Regions from separate parts of the Mus musculus genome. Here region 2 is linked to region 1. Evidence: chromatin loops called from intact Hi-C (ENCODE). Cell type or tissue: heart. All regions are shown on one strand.

Evidence for each region. Peaks named below come from ENCODE experiments on the same cell type or tissue, not always from the same donor. Only the 100,000 strongest peaks of a DNase experiment are listed, where the experiment ranks them.
Region 2: it touches region 1 in a loop (9-fold over the local background); 15 of 42 quality-filtered maps call a loop at or near these places.

What each region holds. Positions count from the first base shown.
Region 1 is chr2:105,423,358-105,431,357 of GRCm38, reverse strand. It overlaps Gm39900 (a long non-coding RNA gene), which reads right to left and starts at 1,990. Exons shown (of 3, transcript XR_866615.1): 1 at 1,341-1,990. In heart, a CTCF peak has its summit at 3,094 (motif pointing right); no DNase peak of the experiment used is centred here; H3K4me3 peaks cover 748 bases; H3K27ac peaks cover 1,177 bases.
Region 2 is chr2:105,362,906-105,370,905 of GRCm38, reverse strand. All of the region lies in intron 3 of Them7 (thioesterase superfamily member 7), which reads right to left. Among named protein-coding and RNA genes, the nearest start is that of Rcn1, 32 kb to the left of the region's middle. In heart, a CTCF peak has its summit at 3,092 (motif pointing left); no DNase peak of the experiment used is centred here; H3K4me3 peaks cover 576 bases; H3K27ac peaks cover 316 bases; H3K27me3 peaks cover 392 bases.

The sequences.
Region 1 (8,000 bases):
ATCTCCCTAACTCTCCTTACAGAATCTGTTATCTTTTCAGCAATTGATGCGCAGGCCCACATGGTTTTTCCTGGTTCTAGTGTTTATGTGGTGAGAGAGGAATGGGCCCTTCATCATTTGGCCCTTCTTAGCCAATGGAGACCATCCAATTGGGCCCTGGAGAGTCTGTGTTCACAAGAGCTGCCTGTCAAACCAGCTGAGAATATAACTTTAGAGAATTTACTTCAAATTGTCATGTGAGGGGGGAAAAAGAGCCTGTATTTTATGAGCCGCCTAAAGAGATCATCAGTTACTGCAATGCAGTCTCCCTATCACGGATACAGCATCTAAACTCTGAAAGGTTATCAGGGACATGGTGGAACTAAACATTTATGTGGAGTCTACCATGGGCCATGATCTTGATTAAAAGTTGTGTTCCCCATGTGACAAAATGCATGAGGAAAACAGGTTAAAGAAACAGAGATCGGGCTGGAGAGATGGCTCGGCTGTTAAAGGATAGGCTCACAACCAAAACTATAAGAAACAGAGATCTATCTGGGCTCACAGTTTCAGAGATTTCAGTTCATGGTTAGCTGGCAAATTCGGGGGTTGGGGGCAAGGGTGTCATGTCAGAAGGGCATGGTTGTTCACATCATAGCAGTCAGAAGCAAAGGTAGAATAATCTAGAGGTAAGACATACTCCTTAAAGGTACACACCTGACCATTCACTTTCTACAATGAGGCCCCACTTACTAATAGCATATTCAGCAATGCACGAGTCACGTTGTCAATCACCTGATGAGGTCAGTGCTCTCAGATCTAGTCACTTCCTGTTACCCCTGGGAGCCTCCGGTACGGACGCTTCCTACTCAAACCATAGCAGCTAACACACTCTCTCACTAATTAATAGCAATGACCTTTCAAGTTAAGCATTGCAATCTGTGTTCTGAGTGTGAATTAGAGATATTTTAAAGTACTCTTTAGTTTAAGAACTGTGGAGCAGCAGAAATGGAGCGAATTCGGGTTTGACCAAGGCCACGCCCACAGCAGTCTTCCTGAACTATTCCCTTTTTGGCATTTTTGTTTTAGATTTTTCTCTCATTCTTCTGGCCCACCCCCACCCCGTCTTGCCTTGAACTGCCTCCCATTCTCCGACACACACCCTATTTCTCTCTTCCTTACTATTGAATTTCACTTTTACCCAAAAAGCACACTGTCTTGCAAAAGGCCCTGGCGCCAGGTTTGAGGTTTGTTTTTATTTCCTGCAAGTTGTAACCATGAATCTGGTAAGTCATTTCCTCTCCCCGAGCCTCAGTTCTTGTGTCAAAATAGCCAATAAATCCATGATAGCTCTTACCTACCTCATGCAATGACCGTGGGATTCAGCTAAAATAAACTAAGATGCAGATGTTAATCTCTGTTTCCATTCTGTAGCCCAGCAGCTCCTGAAGTCTCCAGACCGCAGTGTCAGCATCCCAGGAACGTGGTAGACGTGCAAATCCATAGGTCTCACCAAAAGCTGACTTATTAGAAACCACATGTACCAAGCCCTGCAGACGATTACAACCACACTTACACTTGAGAACCACTGCTGAGTGTGCTCACAGACATGGGCAGCGAGGCACACACGTTTACACTCAATTAAAACCAGGCTTAAAATATTAGATTGAAAAAGGAAACCATGTGTTATGCTTTAAGCCCTGTAGAAAGGTTGAATCTGTTAGCGCCTCCCAAGAGAACCAATCTCTCAGGGGTGGTTCCTCCGAGCAGGCTGGATCTGTTTAATAACAACTGTGTCTAATGAGGAGCCTCCATGGCATTCTGATGTGGGAATCCAATACCTAACATGGAAGAGTAACCAACCCTGGGAGCTGGAGACATGGTTCAGACTTGCTGCTCCTCCAGAGGACCAGAGTTCAGTTGCTAGCACCCATATCAGACAGTTTACAACCACCTGTTACTACAGCTCTCGGGCATCCGACAACCTTTTTAAGTGAGCCTTCAGAAGCACCCACACTCATGTGGCATACACCTAATTTTTTCAAACTTTTAAAAATAAATAAAAAAATTTAAAACCGTCTTATTTTTAACATTTTCAAATGTCATCAACGTAGAAAATGATGTTTGAGTAAGAACTTCATTGGAAAAAGATCCACCAAAATCAGAATATACTCCACAAAACAGGGTTTGCCCACTTTAAACAATGTGTGGTCTGCAGTGCACAGCTCCCTCCAACACCTCTGTTCATACAGCTTTCTATTCTTTCTTCTTTATTGCAGCTGGCGAGTCCTCAGGAAATACCAGCATTCGGAGTAGTGTGGCTACCGGTCAATCATCTGTTGCAGGGAGAGAACATTTGAAAGGTAAGGATGCCACTCGGGTACCCAAGCTGGCCCACCGGGGCACCTACTGAGCTCCGGCGGTCCGTGGCAACACAAACTTACACCACCGACCCTCCGATGTGTTGAGCAGTTGGAGAAATTGCTTTCTTCATAGACAGCCACAACCCAGCTGAGTTGGGAAGCAGGTGGCTGTGACTGCTCACTTTTTTTTTTAAATAGTGTCAACACACGAGGTGCACTAGCTTGCTCTCTCTTCTTCCTTGTGCTTCTCTCCACACAGTGTAGATTGTTCTGTCTTCCCCTGCAGGACTGACAGAGTCCATTAGGAAGAGCGAGCGACTGGAGCTCCCAGGGGGATCTCCGGTTTCTGCTTGGAGAGAGTGAGGCTGGAAGGAGATGCTTCATGCAGTTGCCACATACAGCAGAGCCCTGGCTAACAGGTAGTTAGAGACCCTACAATTACGGTAAAGAGGTCTCAGCATCGCTTTAAAAAGTCATCTACATATCATAGCTAATAACTTGAAAAATATTTAAGTCATTAAATTTTAAAAAGCAAACCTTGGAACATTTTATTTGTGAGACATGAACACATGGTCATCTCTGGTTGGAAGGATTATTGGTGACTTTATGCTTTTTTCGCTTACATTAACGTTATATATCGTCTTAAACAAACCTGTGCAACTTTTCTAATAATATAAAACGAGAATGATTAAAAGGTAATCACGATTGCGCAATTATTGCCTAACCTTAAGTTTGTTTCTTCCATCTTCCAGCAGGTGGCGCAATGGCAATGTCTGCCATCCCAGCAGCCTTTCACCTTGCAGGCTGAAGAATCTCCGGATGCTTTGCTGTTTGTCCGAAGGTGGGTGCAAGGCCTGGCCATGACAGAGGGTAGAGGAAACACGGGTTCCCCGGTGAAGAAAGGACACTTAGAAGAAAACGCTGAAACTCAGACTCTCTGCCCTCAAGTCTCTGGCCCCACAGTTCAGTTCTTCACACAGCAGCATAAACAGTGTTTGAGAAACTCGATGGTAACAGGAATATATACTTTTTCTCTCTCTAATTCCGTTATCTGGCCAAAATCAAAATTCAAATTAGCTTCTCTTTCGAGCATTTCTGGATTGGATTAGAGCTACATTCACCAAGACTTAACCAAGTCTTGGTGGTAAATTAAATTTTTATTTCAAAAGCGAGGAGGGACTTTCCATTCTCTCGGTATCCTCTGGCCAAGGGATTTTTTAATAAAGAAGGTGTCCGGCAGAGAGCAGATCGGTGTTTAGGTCAATTTAGAAAAGGGGAGTGTGGAGGCCCACAAGCCAGGGTAACCAACTTATCAGAATTGACGACAGATGCTTAGTGTGCATTCCACCCCATATCTACACAGCACACAGACTCCCACCCTCAGGAAATGCGCTGCGCTGAGCACAGCCAGGGCACAGCCTTAGTCCAGCCAGGAAAAAAACCCTTAAAGAGACCACACATGGGATCATTTCAACTTTGTTTCAAAATGTAAAACTACCTGCTCCTAAGAGAAGCATTCCAAAGGAGAGGCAGGGAAACCATTGGATCCCACCAGAACGTTCATGTTCTATCCAAGCCCACCAACCTTGGGAGCTAGGGAATGTTCTAGACTTTTGGTGTTATCTCTCTTGTTTATTTCAGTAGGTCTTCAGTCCATTTTTATGTAGTGATGGTAGTGGGGCAGAGAGAAAGAAGAGTCGGGGAGAAGAAGACGAAAGGGAAAGGAAAGGTGTGGAAAGGAAGGGGTGGTCTTCTTGGTGACAGGGGTGGTCATGTATTTGGGATAACTAATCATGAGAAAAATGGGAGGGAGGGAATGAGTGAGTGAGACAAGAGACTTCCTCCCTTTTCCCTTCTCCACCTCAGGGAAAGAGGGACAAAGAGTCAGGAAAGGCACTGAGAAGATGAAAGAAAGAGAAGGGACAGAGGGAGGAGTGATGGGAGGGGTGTGGAAGAAGGAGGGAGTGGAAAAGGGTATGAGAAGGAAGAAAGAAAAGGGAGGGAGGGAGAGAGAGGAAGGGCGGGAACAGGGCGAGAGGGAGGGAGAGAAGGGAGAGGGGGAGGGGAGGGAAGGGAAAGAGAGAGGGAAGGAGGGTGTTTGAAGGAAGGATAGAGACATCTAATCTGCGCAGAGAAGCTGGCAGAGTCCACCCCTGCCTGCATCCAGCAACTTTTTCTTTCTGATTCTTACACTTTTTTCTCAACATGTGATCTAGACGCCTCAGCCAAGCACCAGATGCAGTTGCACTCAATAGTGTAGATTCTGACTGAAATGAATCCCAGCCCTAAAACACAGCGTTGCCGACCCCATACAGGTGGAGGAAGGAGTCACGGACTGCAGATACCTCAGCATAAGCACTTGCTGCTCTTTCATTTCTCAACACCCACACCAGGTGGGTCACCTTGCCTGTGACTCCAGCTCTGGGAGACTGACTCCCTCTTCTGGGATCTTTAGACACCTGCATACATGTGCACATACCCATACCCGGATACATGATCAAAAATAAATTAAATATTTGACATAATAAAAACCAATGCAGATGGTCAGAAGGAAATGTATGCACTGGCAGGACTGCCTCTCTCTCTCTCTCTCTCTCTCTCTCTCTCTCTCTCTCTCCTTCTCTCTTGCCTGGTAGCTCTCCTCTCCCTCCTTCCCCTCTCTTCCTCTCTCATCTATTCTTTTATCCTTTTTCTCTCTCATACACACATCTCCTGAATAATCACAGTAGTGAGAATCACATAGAAACAACAGCAACAACAACAAAGTTCTCCCCATGTGAGACTATGCTCCAGAGGGATTGACGTGTGTGTGTGTGTGTGTGTGTGTGTGTGTGTGTGTGTGTGTGTGTGTGTGTGTGTGTGTGTTCATTCCACCTACATTTCCATCGTAGCCCTGCCTCTTCCTAGTGTGCTAACTTACCCCACATCTGTTGCACCTAGCTCTTAGCGTAGCTCCTGGCCATGAACGACAGTGATGCAGGCCAGGCGGCCTTCTTTTCCGAAAGCATCAGGGAGAAGGTAAAGCATGGATCTCCAAGCTGGAACTCCCTGACTGAGTTCATCAAGGAAAGTGATCGACTGATAGGACTCTGGGTCGGAAGTAACCTTTGAAAAAGTCTCAGTGTGCTTTTTGAGACCTTTGAAGCGGCTAGCTGAAAGCTATCTGTGAGACTGGTGAGCCTGAAGGACCAGATGATCTTCAAATTAACCAGCCAACAGCACAGGAATGCAGCCAATCAGAAAGAAAACTGGCCTAGTGTGGGTACACGCTTCTGGTAACCTCCTTTGTTGGACTGTCATGGAGTCCTAGTGACTCGAGGGAGGAGCCTGGTAACAGGAACACAGGACTCTTTGGTAGTGGCTAGTGACCAACCACTACAGAAGTGTCACCATAACTAAAACTTGGTGCTCTGATGATGATACGGGTTAAACAGAAGTATGGGGTCCAATCCCACCTCCACCTGTTTGTCCTCTTATGCAGTGGACAGAGTGAATGCCTCTTTCATAGGCATGTCTTCCTTAGCCAACAGAGCGTGTGTGATTTGATTGAGAGGCCCTCCTAATTCTGGGAGGATCATTCAACATAAGTGGCAATGGTTGGTTCCTAGCCTTGGATAGCTGGCCATTAAGATATTCAGGAGCCACACTTCCTGAACATCAAAGAGAGAACTTGGTCACAGTGAGAGTGGAGAAAGAGCTGAGGAGCACACAGGAATGTTATAAAGTCAGATTGGCTGAGGCCGAGAGGGACATGAGCAGATAGCTCCTAAGTTGTGAGCTCTTGGGGTGGGAACATGCCATGCTGTGTACACCCCAAAACAGGGATTACCCAGTCAGCTTCCAGTGTGGCCAAGTTTAATCATGGATGCCAAGCTCTTGGTTAAGGGGTGGTCATGAATTTGGGAATTTTTCATGAGAAAAACAAGGGGGGAAGAACTGAGTGGGTATACATTAGAACGCTAAGACTCAGAGGTCAATTATGCCAGTGCCCGGGCACAGTGGGTGACAATGTCATGTTTTCTGACTCTCAGCTCAGCATTCTGACAAGGTAGTAGCCAGATGAGGTAACTGTTTTGCTACCTCTAATCAGTGGTCACCCTCAGCTAGTCCAAGGTCTACCCTAAGTCCATGCTTCACTCCATCGGCTCATTGCACGCTCCAGAGGGACACATGATCAAGATTGACCCCTCACCCTCTCTGTCTCTGTCTCTGTCTGTCTCTCTGTGTCTCCGTGCCTCTCTGTGTCTCTGTCTCTGTCTCTATCTCTCTATCTCTCTCTCTCTTACAGACAGACACACACACACACTTACCAGTTGAGCCAGGCGCCAGACTGTAATTTCACCACAGGCTAGCTACATCCTTGCAGAGAAAACTTGCAGAACCTCCATCTATTCTTGCAATTAGTGGGGTAGCAAGGGTAACTATTGCCTCCAGAGATGCGGGGCATCACAAACAAACAACAGAAAAGACTCATGTGCCCAATGGAGCTGAATTTTAATTGATACTTTCTCCCACAATGTTCTGAACCGACATCTCTCAGCCCCCAAAGATGATGGAGGGGTGTGGCTTAACGCCACAATTAGCAGACAAGCCCACAACAAACTGTAAATAGTAATCATATTAAATATTAAACACGGACTCTGAAACGCTTGAAGAGCGATGGTTTTTTTTTTAATTTTTATTTTACAGAAGGCAAAGCAACTATGGAGGGAAGAGTCCAGTGTCAGCGCCGAAGGGGAAAGAATGGAACATTCTGGAATTTATATAAAAATTACAGCTTTGTTGTGCTTCCCACTATATATAGTAATTTAATCATTTGCAGCTGATTAATTTCAGTGAAGAAAAATGTAGCCTTATGCATCTCTAATGGAGTTCCAGGACTTGAATTCTAATTGTGAATTGGGAGCAGTTTAAATCTAAATTAGCACTTAGCTTGGGTAAGGGTTGAACTGGAGTCATCTGTTGACATGTAGCAGCTCAACAAGAGGTCAGGAAGTGCCGTGCACAGAGCCCCTTTGGCTGGCTTGGCAGTTGGAACTCCTTACATTTCCAGAATACCATATCACCTTCTAAATTAGTCCCTTGTATAGATCTCACCCCTTTGGCCCCCATCAGCATCTGTTTGGTAGGCATCTGTGTTCAGTAAGATAAATGTATCAGTTTATTAACAAGGTGTGAGCACTATTCTGTTCTATCAACTTGACATCCACAGGAAGAGGGACCATCAATTGGGAAACTTCCTATCATTGGCCTATGAGAATGACTATGGGGCATTTTCTTGATTGCTAATTAGTTGACGAGGCCTAGTCTACTGTGGACTGTGCCACCCCTGGGCAGCTGATCCTGGGATGTCCATGGAAGCTAGCTGAGCAGAAGCAGAGATTCAGCTAGTAAGTACTCTTCCTCCGTGGTTTGTGCTTCCGTTCCTACCTGTGGCTTACTGCCTGGCCTGAGTTTCTGCCCTGACTTCCTCAGGGATGCACTGTGATTAAGAAATATATACCAAGTGAGTCTTTTCTTTCCCAAGTTGCTTTTGGTCATGGTGTTTTATGGCTGTAATAGGAAGCAGACTACAACACAAGGAAAGTGAGGTTCAGAGAAATTAAATTCATACTGAGAAAACTGTACTATCGTAAGATAACTGTTCCAGTTTCTACG
Region 2 (8,000 bases), 60 kb after region 1:
CGAGCACAGACGTTCTCACGTGTCTGGGTAACGCCTCCCTTGCCACAGCATTGAGGCAGGTCGCTAAGGTGCTGCTCTGGCAATCAGGCACAGACAAGTGCAGAAGGCGCAGCAGTTTCCAATTCTATTTTAAATCACCACCTGGCAGAAAAAGACTTAAAATACGAAAACGTTATAATCTCCGCATGCCAGAAACTCTCAGAAGATTTCTTATCTAGAAAGGGCAGAACTGAAGAAGGCAGAGGAGAGATGGAACCTTTTAGAAGATTTTGGGGGCGCTGGGGAGATGGCTCAGTCAGTCAAATGCTTGCTGTACGAGCCTGAGAACGCGAATTCAGATCCCCAGCAGCCACACACAAAAAAGCTGGGGCCATAAAATCCATCGGCAATCCCAGCTCTGGCATGGTTAAGACAGGAGGCGCCCTGGGGCTTGCCGGTCAGTCAGACCAGGCAGATCTGTGAGTGCTAGGTTGAGACAAAGACCTTGTCTGAAAAAAATATGTCGGAGAGTGAATAAAGGGGACACCTGATGTTGGCTGCTGTCCTCCGCATGCATATGCGCACATGCAAATACACATGCATATGCAAATGAGCACATACATATGCACACTTGCAAGTGCCTATCTGAATCTGCACACCTGTGAACACAGAGACTCACATAAGTAAGAATTGTTGTTTTTTAAAAGTTCCCACAGTATGCCTTTCTTTAAGCAAGTTCTATGTCCATGGAGGTATTTTAAAGAAAAACTTTCTTTAATGTGAAATAGACTAAGACTATTTACTTAAAGACATGGTTTCCTGTCTATCCCTGGATGGTCTGGAACTTGATGTGTATAGACCAGGCTAGCCTCTAATTCATAGGCTGCCTGCCTCTACCTCTCAAGTGTTGGAATTCAAGGTATATGACACCATGTCTGGCTTTTTGTTGTTTTGTTTGTTGAATAGCAATTGCTTAATGAAGGCGGTCTGCGTGGCCTTAGTAACAACATTCTAGTTGGTTTTCTGCTGATGTAATAATAAACACCATGGACCATGGCTGAAAGCAGCCTGAGGAGGAAAGGGTTTATTTCTGCTAACAGTTTACAGTAAACCATGAAAGGAAGGCAAGGCAGAGACTCAAGGAAGGACTTGCAAGCAGAAGCCGAAGCAAAGGCCTTGGAGGACACTGTTGACTGGGTTGCTCATGGCTTGCTCGGTTTGCTTTTTTTAAATTTTTTTTTCCCACAACTCAGGGTTGCTTGCCTGTGATTGATACCACCCACAGTAGGCCGAGTCCTCATCAATCATTAATCAAAAACAAAAAAAAAAGGAAAAGACCAAAAACAAAACAAAACCCGAGGACTTGCCTCCAGGCTAATTAATCTGATGGAGATTTTTTCTCAGTTGAGGTTCCCTCTTCCCAGATGACTCTAGCTTAATGACAAAAAATAACTTTTCTCTTTATACTTTTCTATACCTTATTTAGTTTTTGAAAATGAACATGTCACACTAGTGAAGTCATAAAACTATATTTTGAGGGAAAAAGCAAGACTTGGGTGAAGAGAGATCTGAAGAAATTAGTTTACATACATGACCTTGAGTGGATGAAAAAGCAAATCAAAGACTTAACACTTTTCAAATGACTGATTGACTTTGTCCCTTTAAAGGCCAGAGGGCACTAGGAAAGGGTTTGATAAGCTCTACAGGGAAGGGTAGGTTAGGTAGGGTAGGGTGAGGGTTTAGACAATGGTCTGGAGAATATATATCTAAAGCTAAGGCAGTCTGAGAAGATGGCATCACATGAGCAGAGTGAATCGTTTAGCTGGGCAACCAGACTCAAATGCTTTTCAAATGCAGCAAAGAGGCTGAGTGAAGAAAGGAGAGAGAGGGATTGTGCGGGCACAGTACGACTTTCCATGATGTCAGGCCTGTTATTTCTGGAGTCCACTCAGGGTCAGAAGGATTAAGGAGTAACTTAGTGTAATTAGCAAACACCCTTCGCTGGATTCCCTTAAAAAGGCACACGGCAAAAATAAGAAAGACCAGAGTCTATTCTACATCTCTACAAATATGGTTAAGTCTCACAAATCTGGGTTTGGAGGTGATTACTATGTCTGTCTGTGCAGGGCTGGTTGGTTCTGAAATCCTGTTAATAGTGAAAGTAGTAATTTTTTAGAAAGCGTTGGGGAAACATTTTTAATGCACTCAGATGATTAAATATTTTTAAAGTACTCAATACATGAATTATTTGAATATCCAGTATTCAAGCCCTGTCAAGTAATATTTTATGTTCATTTACTCAACAGAAAGGCACTAAATGCCCAGAGGGAGAGCTAGGTCCCAGACACAAAAAGCCCATAACGCCACTCTCTTAGAACCGTCTTAATGACTGGGAACCCTGTAAGCAGACAGTGTGATACTCTTATTAGCCAGGCCTGAGTTGTGTGTCTAACCCCAAGCCAATCACCAGAGTTAAGAGACCAGAGCTCTCTGAACCTGCCTCTCTGCAATCTCTTGCTGGTGGAGCCCTACCTGAACCAAGCACTGCAAATAAGAGAGCCTGGGGCAGGACAGAAAAGGTAATCAGCTAGTGTCAGATGTATCACCTTTAAGGTGGCTTCTACACACTCAGGCGAGAACCCATGAGAGAACGGCCGGAGCTGTTGAGAGCACTGCTCTTCCCATCTCTGGTTTCCTGGCTCGTCATATGGTCTCTTCTGCACGCCGCTGTCTATTTTTCTTTCCATTTTTTTTTTTTCTACAACATTGTGACGAGGCCAAGGTGGGAGGAAGCTCACCACATGCCAGAAACCTTATTGTTCAGACACTTCAGCTACCAGAATCATGAGAACTGTGAGCTGCTTTTCTTTACAAATTCTCATCTTCAGATACTTTGTTATGCCAAAGGAATTATCTAAGACACTGTCCGAGGGGTTTCCTCAGATTGAGCCTGGTGTGAACTGGAAATGGCAGGCTAATTGTCCTCATCGTGATGGATGAGGCAACTGAATAACTAGCACTGTTTTCCTGGCTTCTCAAGGGACAAATGAAGTGTGCCCCATCCCAGCTCAGGAGACCCCACTGGGGCTGATCTCCTGGTGCCCCCAAGTGGTGACCGTCTGGCTAATCAACTCTGCCCTGTCATCACTCATTTTCCCCACTTGACCTGTCTACTTCTCTCCAGGTGTGTCCAAAGTCACCTCACAAATAGATAGCATACCTCAACCCCCTGCATCAAGCTTACTTCTCTTCCGGGTCATCCCACTTTTGGTCCCTCCTTGCTGTAGGAAACATATTCTGCATCTCTATAAAATTTTGCCTTTTGAGGGTGGAGATTGGGTCTGCTGGTGGGAAGAGCCAACCAAAGGCAGGTCGGCAAAGTTGGGCGCTGCAGGGAGAATGAGTCTATAAGGACCAGGAAGTGGGAGGGAAACCAGAAGACTGTGGTTTCCAAGGAGCAAAGAAGAGACTCAGAGGGGGAGGGGGTGCTCCTGGAAGCATTGACATAGTAAGTCACACACCCTTGGGATAATCAAATTCCAAATGCATACTCCTCTGGGGTCTGTGTCATTCTAACAGGGACCTTCCGTGGATAGTTCATCTTCAGCAAGACTTGGTAAGAAGTTAAATTTATAACTTCAAAGGAAAGAGACCCCAAAGACCCAAATGACCAGTGAGGCATAGAGAAATGGAGGGGGGCAGGTTAACAGAGAAAATTGGGGTCATGGGAGGATTGTCTAGAGTTATGTGTGTTCAAAAACAGGTGGCTCTGTAGAGGATGATTCATTAATGGTAATGATTAATGGTCTCTTATATTCATGTCCCTCGCCTTATCATCTCCTATTCTCCATCTCCCTAACTCTGGGCAGGCCTTGTATTAGTCAGGGTTTTTAGAGAAACAGAACTGATAGAATGTGTGTGCACGAGTGTGTGTGCATGTGTGTGTGTGTGTGTACATATATATGTGTATGTATATACATATTGAATATAATGAATTAATAGCATATATATATGTGTGTGTGTATATATATATATGACTTTTTAGAATGTCTTATAGGCTGTGCTCTAGCCTCATCCAACAATGGCTATCTATTGATGGAAGGTCCAAGAATCCAGTAGTTGGTCAGTATTCAACGGACTAGATATGCAGCTGGATATCTCAGCTGGTCTTTAGTGTATGCTAGAATCCTGAAGAAGTAGGCTCTATGCCAGTGGAGGAATGGACTTGCCAACAAGAATGAGAGCAAGCAAGCAAGGAGGAAACTTTCTTCTTCCAAATCCTTTATATGCCAGCAGGAGGTGTGGCCCAGATTAAGGACAGATCTTCCCACCTCAAAAGATCCTGATTAATATTTGGTCTTCTCACCTTAAGTACTTTAATTAAGAAAAAATTACTCACAGGTGTACCCAGCTTGAGTTTTAGTTAGTTCCAGGTATAGTCAAATTGATGACCAAGAATAGCCATCACAGGTCTTATAACATACTTTGAGCAGAGGGACAGTGGAAGGAATCCTGTAAAAATCCCAAAGCTGGGTCCTGAGAGGCCCTATGAACCTGCTTGTCTCATAGATCCTCCCTTTACCGTGAGAACAAGTTCAGACTAGCCTGCTGAAGAATGAGACCATGTACAACAGGGTCACATCACCCCAGTGTCCTAACCACGTCTACAGGTGAGAGCATCCAGGATCAATAAAGTCACAAACTGTTCACAGATGCAGGAGTGAGGCAGAAGGCGTGAAAAGAAAAAAATGAAAGAACCAGATGCAAAAACCAAACACTTCTTTTAATCACATTCAAGGGTGAACAGTTAGGTAAGAAAAGCTGAATGAGATGCAGGCTTCACACTCCGCTGAATCAGTGAGACTAAGAACTGGAAGCCAGTCAGATTCAAAATCACCCCATGATGAAGCAATGTTATTTTTGTACCCAGTATAGTTTTGACAGCACGCAATGACATATTAAAACAACGGATGGATGGCCAGCCTCACCACCCACCTCAGCAGAGTCCCTTTCTTTGTTGGCTACACTGTGGGTAAGGAAGTGTTCATATTTGTCTGAGTCCCATCATTCAGAAGGTCCTTTAGCAAAGCAGATGTATGTAGAGGTCTTTCAGCTCGGTTGCTTCTTGTTGTTGTTGTTGTTTTCTGGACAGGGTATCACTATATACTAAGGTCAGCCTAGAGTTCTTCACATAGTCCAGGCTGGCCTCAAACTCACAACCCTCCAACCTCTCCCTTTCAAGGGCTGGGATGGCTTATTTACACTAGGACAGTGGCCTAAAGTTGCTAGACTGAAGCAAGGGCAACCTGGAGTCTCCCTCTGTGTCTCTGCTCAGAGTCTGGGTGGAGGCTCCTCTAGGAGACTTCTCTTTCAAGAGATCTTCTATTCAGCTCCTTGGCTCTTTGCCTCTCTTTGGCCTCCCACACTCTGATGCCATTCCATCTCGAACTGAATCGACAACTATGCCTTTGTCTATCCAGCCTGCACTAGAGAAATGTTCCTATTTCCCTTCAGAAAATCGGAACTCATAAGACCTATTATACTTTCAGAACTTTTTACCAACTTGTTATTAAATGTGACTACTAAAAACTAAGTACACATAAAATGAAATAAATGGTAGTCTTAAATACTCAAAACTCAGCATTCTTGGTTTTCTACAACTTAAAAAAAGATTTATTTATCTTTATTTTATGTGTTTAGATATTTTGCCTGCATGTATGTACATGCATGCCTGGTGCCCACTGAGTTCAGTACAGGGCGTTAGATCCCCTGAAACCAGTGTTACAAATAGCTGTAAACTGCTGTAAGGTGCAAAAGAGAATCTCTTGGGTACTGAGTGGAAGCATCATCTGTCAATAAAAGGCTGATTGGCCAATGAGCTGAGGTAGGAAATAGAATGTGGGAGTTCCTGAAGGGAGAGAGGTTTCTGAGATACAGTCAGGTGAGGAAGAGATTAACTCTGAATGCTGATAGAGATGGTCGCCTGAAACTGAGAAAAAGTAACCAGCCATGTGCCACTCAATAATTGAGTCTCAGAGTCGTTATTTCAGGAACCTGGGTGCTGGTGAAAAGTCCTGCAGTTACAAATGGCATCTACCATTGAGCGCAGAATCCAAGCTTAGAAAAAAGTACAAATAAACATGTTCCTAGGTGGGCAGAAGGAAACTTCTTCTTCTTTTTTTAAATATTTATTTATTTATTTTATTGTATGTAAGTACACTGTAGCTGTCTTCAGACACTCCAGAAGAGGGCATCAGATTTCGTTATGGATGGTTGTGAGCCACCATGTGGTTGCTGGGATTTGAACTCAGGACCTTTGGAAGAGCAGTCTGTGCTCTTAACCGCTGAGCCATCTCACCAGCCCCACTAATTCTTTTTAAGAGCGTGAGAGGAGGCCCATGAACTAACCCAGGTGGCTGGTGCTGAGCTGCCCCATGGTCTCTCTCAGACCTGAACAGGAGGCCATAGTAACTGTGGCTTTCCCAAGCATAGCTTAGTTCCAGACAAAGGGTCGAAAAGTGCGTTAAAGAGAGTGGCCAATTTGGTCCACACAGGAAAAGCCTACAACTTCCTAGATAAAGGGACCCAGAGGAATGGGGTGGAACCGAGAGCAAGCAGCCTGTTAGACCGAGCTAAGGGAGCAGAGTTAGCCACCATAGGCATGTGGCCCCTGCACATTCTCCTGGAGCCTCAGTGTGACTGAAAAGTCCAAACTTCTGAACTGGTAAGGTATTAAGTTTGAAAACAATAAAAGGGAAAAGAAACTAGGTATAAAAAGTTATAGGAAGAAATATTTACTTTAAAAATAAAGTGGAGTCCTTTAGAGATTAAAAAGAAACATATTTTCAGTGTTAAACTGGAAAACGCAATGCATCTGGACCCCCTATGATTTTGTTTTGTTATCAGCATACAGATAATCGTTTTTCCAGTAATGACTGCAGTTTTATAGCCTTTTAAAGAGAGGTCAGAACAAAGCAGGCTTAGAGAAGGAAAAGACTAAAAAAGTAAGTGCTAGATTGGAGGCCATAGAGCAGAGGTGGAGGATTTTTAAAATCAGAATAAAGAACCTTCAGAAGAATCCGATCTGGAACCCACAGTAACAACAGCAAATGGTAGTTCCAGTTGAGAAAAATCCACAGAGGCCTGAGGAATTTGAGTGGCAAGCCACAGAGATGCAATATGCTGAATTAAAAATCCAGATTCTGCCTAATGATACTACCTTAGAGAAATGGTATACAGTAGCTTATAGGTTTGTTTTTATAGAGTTTTAAATGTTTAACTATGTACACGTATTGATACATCATACAATGGATACATGCTCAGAATTCCAAAGGGCTTCTGCCTTAAGTTCTAAAAAGGATGATTCTGAAAACGCACATTTATTAGAGGTGGTGGCATTACTGGAGATGCCTTTACAGTTGAAACTGATAATGTTTCAGCATATGCTTCCTTTAGAATACGACAGCTTTTTAGTTGGTATGACGCATAACATGTTGCAGATATATCTTACAATCCTAAAGGTCAAGCAATTGTAGAGAGACCTAGCATGACTTTAAAGGAAATGCTCAAAAGTGGGGTATGGAATCTCCCAATGATTTTTTTCCAATGATTTTTTTTAAATAATGCTTAATTGACTTTAATTTTTAGAAATGCCAATGAGACAACACAGGTGCTGAAATGCACTGGATTTTAGAAATGACTGCCGAATTTTGTTGTGATAAATATAAATGTGAATGGAAGCCAGGAAATGCGTTGCTCTGGGGAAGAGAATATGCTCCTATTTCAATAGGACAAGAAAAACTATGGATTCTACAAAATTAATAAAAATCAGTTTTGACTGAGGGATACCCCCTGAAGATCTTGACTGCAGACAAGAAGAAAGTAGAGAAGAAAAGAAGAAGAAGAAGAAGAGGAAGAGGAAGAGGAAGAGGAAGAGGAAGAGGAAGAAGAAGAAGAAGAAGAAGAAGAAGAAGAAGAAGAAGAAGAAGAAGAAGAAGAAGAAGAAGAAGAAGAAGAAGAAG